2 separate regions of the Homo sapiens genome follow, and region 1 is linked to region 2. Evidence: chromatin loops called from intact Hi-C (ENCODE). Cell type or tissue: GM12878. All regions are shown on one strand. Links, peaks and the distances in the headings refer to the core of each region. The heading gives the core; the rest is flanking DNA. Region 1 has its middle 85 kb from the start of ARHGAP20. Region 2 has its middle 150 kb from the start of ARHGAP20.

What was found. A loop is a pair of places that touch in the nucleus more often than their neighbours do. Peaks named below come from ENCODE experiments on the same cell type or tissue, not always from the same donor. Only the 100,000 strongest peaks of a DNase experiment are listed, where the experiment ranks them.
Region 1: it touches region 2 in a loop (8-fold over the local background); 2 of 110 quality-filtered maps call a loop at or near these places.

Annotation. Positions count from the first base shown.
Region 1 is chr11:110,796,066-110,798,985 of GRCh38, forward strand. No RefSeq gene overlaps it. Among named protein-coding and RNA genes, the nearest start is that of ARHGAP20, 85 kb to the left of the region's middle. In GM12878, for the core only: no CTCF peak of the experiment used is centred there; a DNase peak (open chromatin) is centred at 1,536.
Region 2 is chr11:110,856,524-110,859,443 of GRCh38, forward strand. No RefSeq gene overlaps it. Among named protein-coding and RNA genes, the nearest start is that of ARHGAP20, 150 kb to the left of the region's middle. In GM12878, for the core only: no CTCF peak of the experiment used is centred there; DNase peaks (open chromatin) are centred at 1,138 and 2,284.

The sequences.
Region 1 (2,920 bases), core at 304-2,803, 60 kb before region 2:
TGGAACTAAATTTCTTGGTTAATACTGATTTTTAAATTTAGATTAACTTAAATTAGCTTTTGGTTACTGTACTTCAAAAACAATCTATTCCAAAGACCTGAATTTAAAGAAATTGCTTAAATTTGTTTTACCAAAGTATCCAAACATGAAATAATAGGTTTACACCTATCTGAAACATGAAATAATTCAATGATTAATGAAAGCCTTTAAAAAATAGGAAATTATTAATTAGGGATTACAGTAAAAATAATGACCTTAAAGTGTCTGACATGCCGGGCGTGGTGGCTCACTCCTGTAATCCCAGCACTTTGGAAGGCTGAGGTGTGAGGATCCCTTGAGCCCAGAAATTCGAGACCAGCCATGAGCAACATGTTAAGACCCTGTCTCTACAAAAAAGTACAAAAATTAGCTGGGCGTGGTGGCGCACACCTTGGAGGCTGAGGTGGGAGGATCACTGGATCCCAGGATGCAGAGATTGCAGTGAGCCAAGATCATGCCGCTGCACCTGGGTGACAGAGCAAGACCCAGTTTCAGAAAGAAAAGAAAAGACAAGAAGATTAAAAACTAATCTGAGCCAGGTGAGTGGTGTGCACTCGTAGTCTCAGCTATTCAGAAGGCTGAAGTAGGAAGATCGCTTGGGTCCACGAGTTCAAGACCAACCTGGGCAATGTATCGAGACACTACCTTAAAACAAAACAAAACAAAGCAAAACAGCAATCAAAAAAACCCAATATGAGAAAAAAGTACCTCATCAAGCTACTGAATAACTTGAGCACACTCTAGCATCTGTTCTGTTGCTTATTTGTTTTTGCTTTTACTGGCATCAGGAATTATTTCTATAGTTCCTCTGGTATGTTCCCCTGACATGGGATATGCCAGGCACATGTTCTTAAAAACAATTTCTTAACATAAAGAAATTTCGCATTTCAAATCCTTAAGAGTTGGAGAACTTAAAATCTCATACTGGAATGAAAATTGCTTCTTCTGCTTTCAAAGGCCTTTTGATTAAGGGCTTACTTACTACCCTGTCTCTACTAAAAATACAAAAAGTTAGCTGGGCATGGTGGTGCACGCAGGTGGTCCCAGCTACTCGGGAGGCTGAGACAGGAGAATCGCTTGAACCCAGAGGCCAATATAGTGGGGGTGGGGGACAGAGATGGCTCTTAAAGGCAATGATTTGGCCAGTTGTCAGGTTCAGGAGAGTTCTATTAAGGAGACAAGCTCCCAGGTGTTTATTGGGTGCCTATGGAGTTTTAGCCAGTCTTCTGCTTCTAAAACTATTAAATATTAAGCTACCTTGGGATGCATTGCAGAACCTCATTTTATTTTTCCCCTGTGGCTTCCATGTGGCCCTTTATATGGCCTAAGTGGGGCAGTTATGAACCACATCCCCTCTCACCAGGCACAGTGTGTTCCTGGTGCCGGAGAGGTGGTGGGGCAGGTCTGAAGTCTCATGGGAAGCAAATACTCAGTCCACATTGATTCCCAGGCCTGACTCAAAAGGGCTGTGTGATTTGAGGAATTACCCTCATTGTGCTTCCCCATTCTCAGAGAGTAAAACCACAGGGCAGTTCTGGCTGACGGGTTTGCACCTATCTGGTGTCTGCTCCACTGTTTCTGTCATGTTGAGTCACAGGGCATTCATTAGTGACTGCCTTGTGCAGTGCAATGATGTAGTGAGGAGTCCGTAGCCCTGGGCCTGAGTGGGTTGATCCTGGTGGGAATTTCAGTTGTGGAGCACTGGCTCTGTGAGGCTGGACACATTACTTTAGTCTTCCAAGCACCTTAAGTTTCTTCATCTAGAAAATGGAAACAATAGTATCTACCAAGTAAGCTTGTTGAGAAGATTAAATAAAAACTAACAAGTGGCTGGGTGCAGTGGCTCACGCCTGTAATCCCAGCACTTTGGGAGACTGAGGTGGGCGGATCACTTGAAGTCAGGAGTTCGAGACCAGCCTGGCCAACATGGTGAAACCCTGTTCTATTAAAAATACAAAAAATCAGCTGGGCGTGGTGGTGCACGCCGGTGGTCCCAGCTACTTGGGAGGCTGAGACAGGAGAAACGCTTGAACCCGGAGGTGAAGGTCGCAGCGAACCGAGATCGTGCCACTGCACTCTAGCCTGGGTGTCAGAGACTGTGTTTCAAGAACAACAACAACAGCAACGACAACAAAAGCTAACACGTATCAAAGGCTTGTGTGCCAAGTACTGTTCTAAGCACTTTTTAGCTTTACATGTGTTAACTCCATGAATATTTACAGCAACTCTATGAGGTAGTTGCTGTCATCATTTCCATCTTACAGAGGAGGAAACCAAGGTTGATTTGCATAAGATCACACAAGTAGGAGGTGGCAGAGCAAGGATTAGAATCCAGGCAGCCTGACGCCAGAACCTATGCTCTTAATGCAAAATATTCATGTAGGAATTTAGGAACATAAAACTGTTTTAAAATGGTTCTACTGCATCCAAAATTCATTCAATGAATATTCCACAAATGTTCCTCAGTGCCAACTGGGTGAGAAGCCCTGTGCCAGGTGCTGTGGGGAAGCAAAATTAAGTAAGACATCGTTGTTACATATAACAGAGAAGAAAGATTCAGTGGCACCCCTACAAGGGGAAGTAGTACAGGGTGATTGCTGCAGGAATTTGGGAGTGGGGGTTGGGCAGAGATTGGGAGTTCTGGTGTTGCCTCTGATTGGCTGAGGGTGGATAAAACGAGGGGAGAGGTCAAAGATATTGCTGAGACGTCAAGAAGGGTGGAAATCTGTCTGAAAACCAAAAGGATGAGAACTCAAAAAAAATGGTGATCCCATGAACAGCATGGAGGGATCCAGAGGCACTGGAGTGGCCAGGAGAGGAAATGCCAAGGTCACCTGAGGACCTCGTAGGACTCTGTGAGGTCCAGTGGGGTGGCAGGTGG
Region 2 (2,920 bases), core at 150-2,649:
ATACTAAAGGCTCTGAGAAGTCCTGCAAAAAAAGAAACCTGTTTCATTCTGTGCAATCGAGCAGTTTCCAAACTTTCTTGAGCACAGGGCACTTTTTCCTTAGCACATCCGTCAACACCCAGAGGAGAACAGTGTGTGGAACATAAGTGTAGGAGACACTGTACTCAGCTAGGCTGTTCCCCAACCATCCTTGAATGCCCCTAGGGCCAGCCCTTTCTTCTTCACTTAGTTTCTAAGTACCTTTTAAAGGGGACATATATAATCCTATTTTCTCTCCCTCCAGTAATTCCTTATTCATCACTCCAGGCATCTCTCTTAGTAATGCTTTAAACTGACTGCCTAAAAGAGATCATTTCTTCTCCCTTTCTGCATATTTTGAAACAAGTAACAAAATAAGGCATGGATTAATATAAGCTTAGCTGGTTTATTCAGATCCTCAGAGAGTCAAACACCATATTTCCATCTGAAAACTTCTACTTAGTGCAGCAGAACTCTCTGCTTGAGCACACATTTTCATGAGACCCCACATGGTGACAAAGCCAAATGAATTGGTCAATTCCTTTAGAAAGTATTTGGTATCATGTACATATGGTCTACATCTAAAATGATGTCACTCTTGGGTAAATGGCCCCATGAATGTGAATTAGTAATTCCCAAGATTGTGAATAATAACTTTTTTATGAAAGACTATTGTCCACTAAATACCTAGCACTTAAAACTAAAAAACTTGTTTACAATCAATCTAAATATTTGAAGATATCTTAAGTTCTAACCGGAATGCTCACTTTCCTTCCAAATGCCTAGCACTGTACAGATGTAGCCAAGAATTTTGAATCATTGACTAATTCCTTCCTTTCATTTCTTTAACTTCTCCAGTTTATATTGTACTAATCTGGGTGCTTTATATTATGTAGACAATCTTATTGTTAGTTGGCTCCATGCCAAAGACATTTAGTTATAAATGTTAATTATCTTTTTTGGTAGATGAGTAAAATGGAAACTAGGTAAAACCAAGAAAGAATAGCCATCCGTGCTCCTCCTGAAAGAATTTTGAAGTTAAAATCCACTAAAGCATGCAAAGTTCTGTTTTTACTCCTTGATCTTTTCACTCTTAGCCACATACATCTAAAGTTATATTTCTCAAGGGACCCTAAAACAAGATTCAAAAGTGAAAATGTGGAACCATGGTTTGGAGTATGCAGCATAGAAAAATCACCTGAAACTAAACTAAAATGAGCAATTTAAAAACATAAAGGGGCGAAATGACCTGACAAAGAAAGATATCAAATAATTCTGAGCCAGAGTCCCAGGTAAAAATGTCGAAAACTTGCAGCTAAGAATAAAATTAGGAATTAGAGAAAATGTTGCTCTATTGGGCTGGATTTCCTCCAGGTCAACAATCACTGAGTCATTAAGAAAACTGAGAGTCCAAGAGTTCCTGATTCCCTGTGACAGGCCTCCATTCCCCAGATGAAGTTAGTGTGCTGGCTTAGCCACCTCTGCAGGGTGTGGACACCAGCATGAAGAGCAGAAGTCAAGTCTCGCTTTATCTGGCTGTGTTCCTGGTCAGTTTGCATTCTCAACCTCAGAGTGAGGGGGTATGATTTAAATGTGAATGTTTCTTAAAGTTCAGTTAATCCAGAGTGCTTGCAAAAGACCAAATGCTGCAGACCAATGATGGTTTTTTTTATACCAAGAACAAAATTAAATGTTGTCTATCAGCTGGACTAGGGAAAACATGATCCAAGCCACATAATATGCTAGTAGCATAACTACATGCTATGATAATCACCATGATCATCTCACCATCAGGGTTGTAATGATTCCAGAGTAATGATGAGGTTGGATCGTGCTAGCCATACCCTTTCAGCTGACCAGGCTGATCATCCTTGTGATTAAGGACATTGTTGAGTTTGCTTTCATCAGATAGACCCACATTTGCCCTCTCTTTGGAGACAGCGGCATCTGTGAGTACAATTTTTCTTTTATATGGGAGTTCTGCTGACTTTTCGATGAGCAACTTGCCGAAGTCTGCTGTCATAGAATCCCAGAGCCAGCAAGGTCCCTGGGGAGTCATGGAGGCTGCATGTCCATGCTGCACACAAACAGGGTCAGGACGGTCACATCTGGCCATTGTAGCTCATTTATACAGCTGGGATCCAGAAACATCAGTTTCGCTGTGCATGCTGTGCTAACACCCCACAGAGCCCTGGCCTCAAGGAGATGTGAAGAGCTCCATCCACAGCACTGGGTCCTACACACCCAGGTTACTCATGGGTAACCCGGTGGCACGGCATGTTATGATTTGAGAAGAACCAGAATTTGTGTTCTCAGAATTTCCCCATCTGCTGGCACCATGCCTGAATTTCCAACTATTAGATTCACTCCTGTGGGTTAAGAGGATGATTTCTGCTTTTTTTTTTCTCCTTTAGCACAAAAAACCCATTTAACATCAAACCACTTTACAAATCTTCCACATGATAGTTATAATTTTAGTTTCTGATGACTCAAAAAGAAGTAAACAACTACTAAAAATTTTTGTTGTGCTTTTATATGGATTTATATCTAATAAATTATAATAACATCTTCATATGTTAGAAAAATAGTCACCCATGTATTTATGAGCTATATTATTTACTAAGTCTAGAAACAGTGCTTGGTAAACACATGGCTTCATGGATCTCTAGTTCTGCATTCTTTCTCCCCACTCTCCCACCACACGCACCCCATGCTTTATCACCAAGATTTATGATCCACCGATTGGGGCCACTAAGTTAAGCAGCATTTTATAAGCTTGTGTTCTCTGGGACACTGTTCCACAGGGTACAAAATAAGTGTTCAAAAAAAAGTTTGGAAACAGCTGGGTTATTCAAAGTCAAATAGTTCTCTTTCTTGCAGGACTTCTCAGAGCCTCTAATTG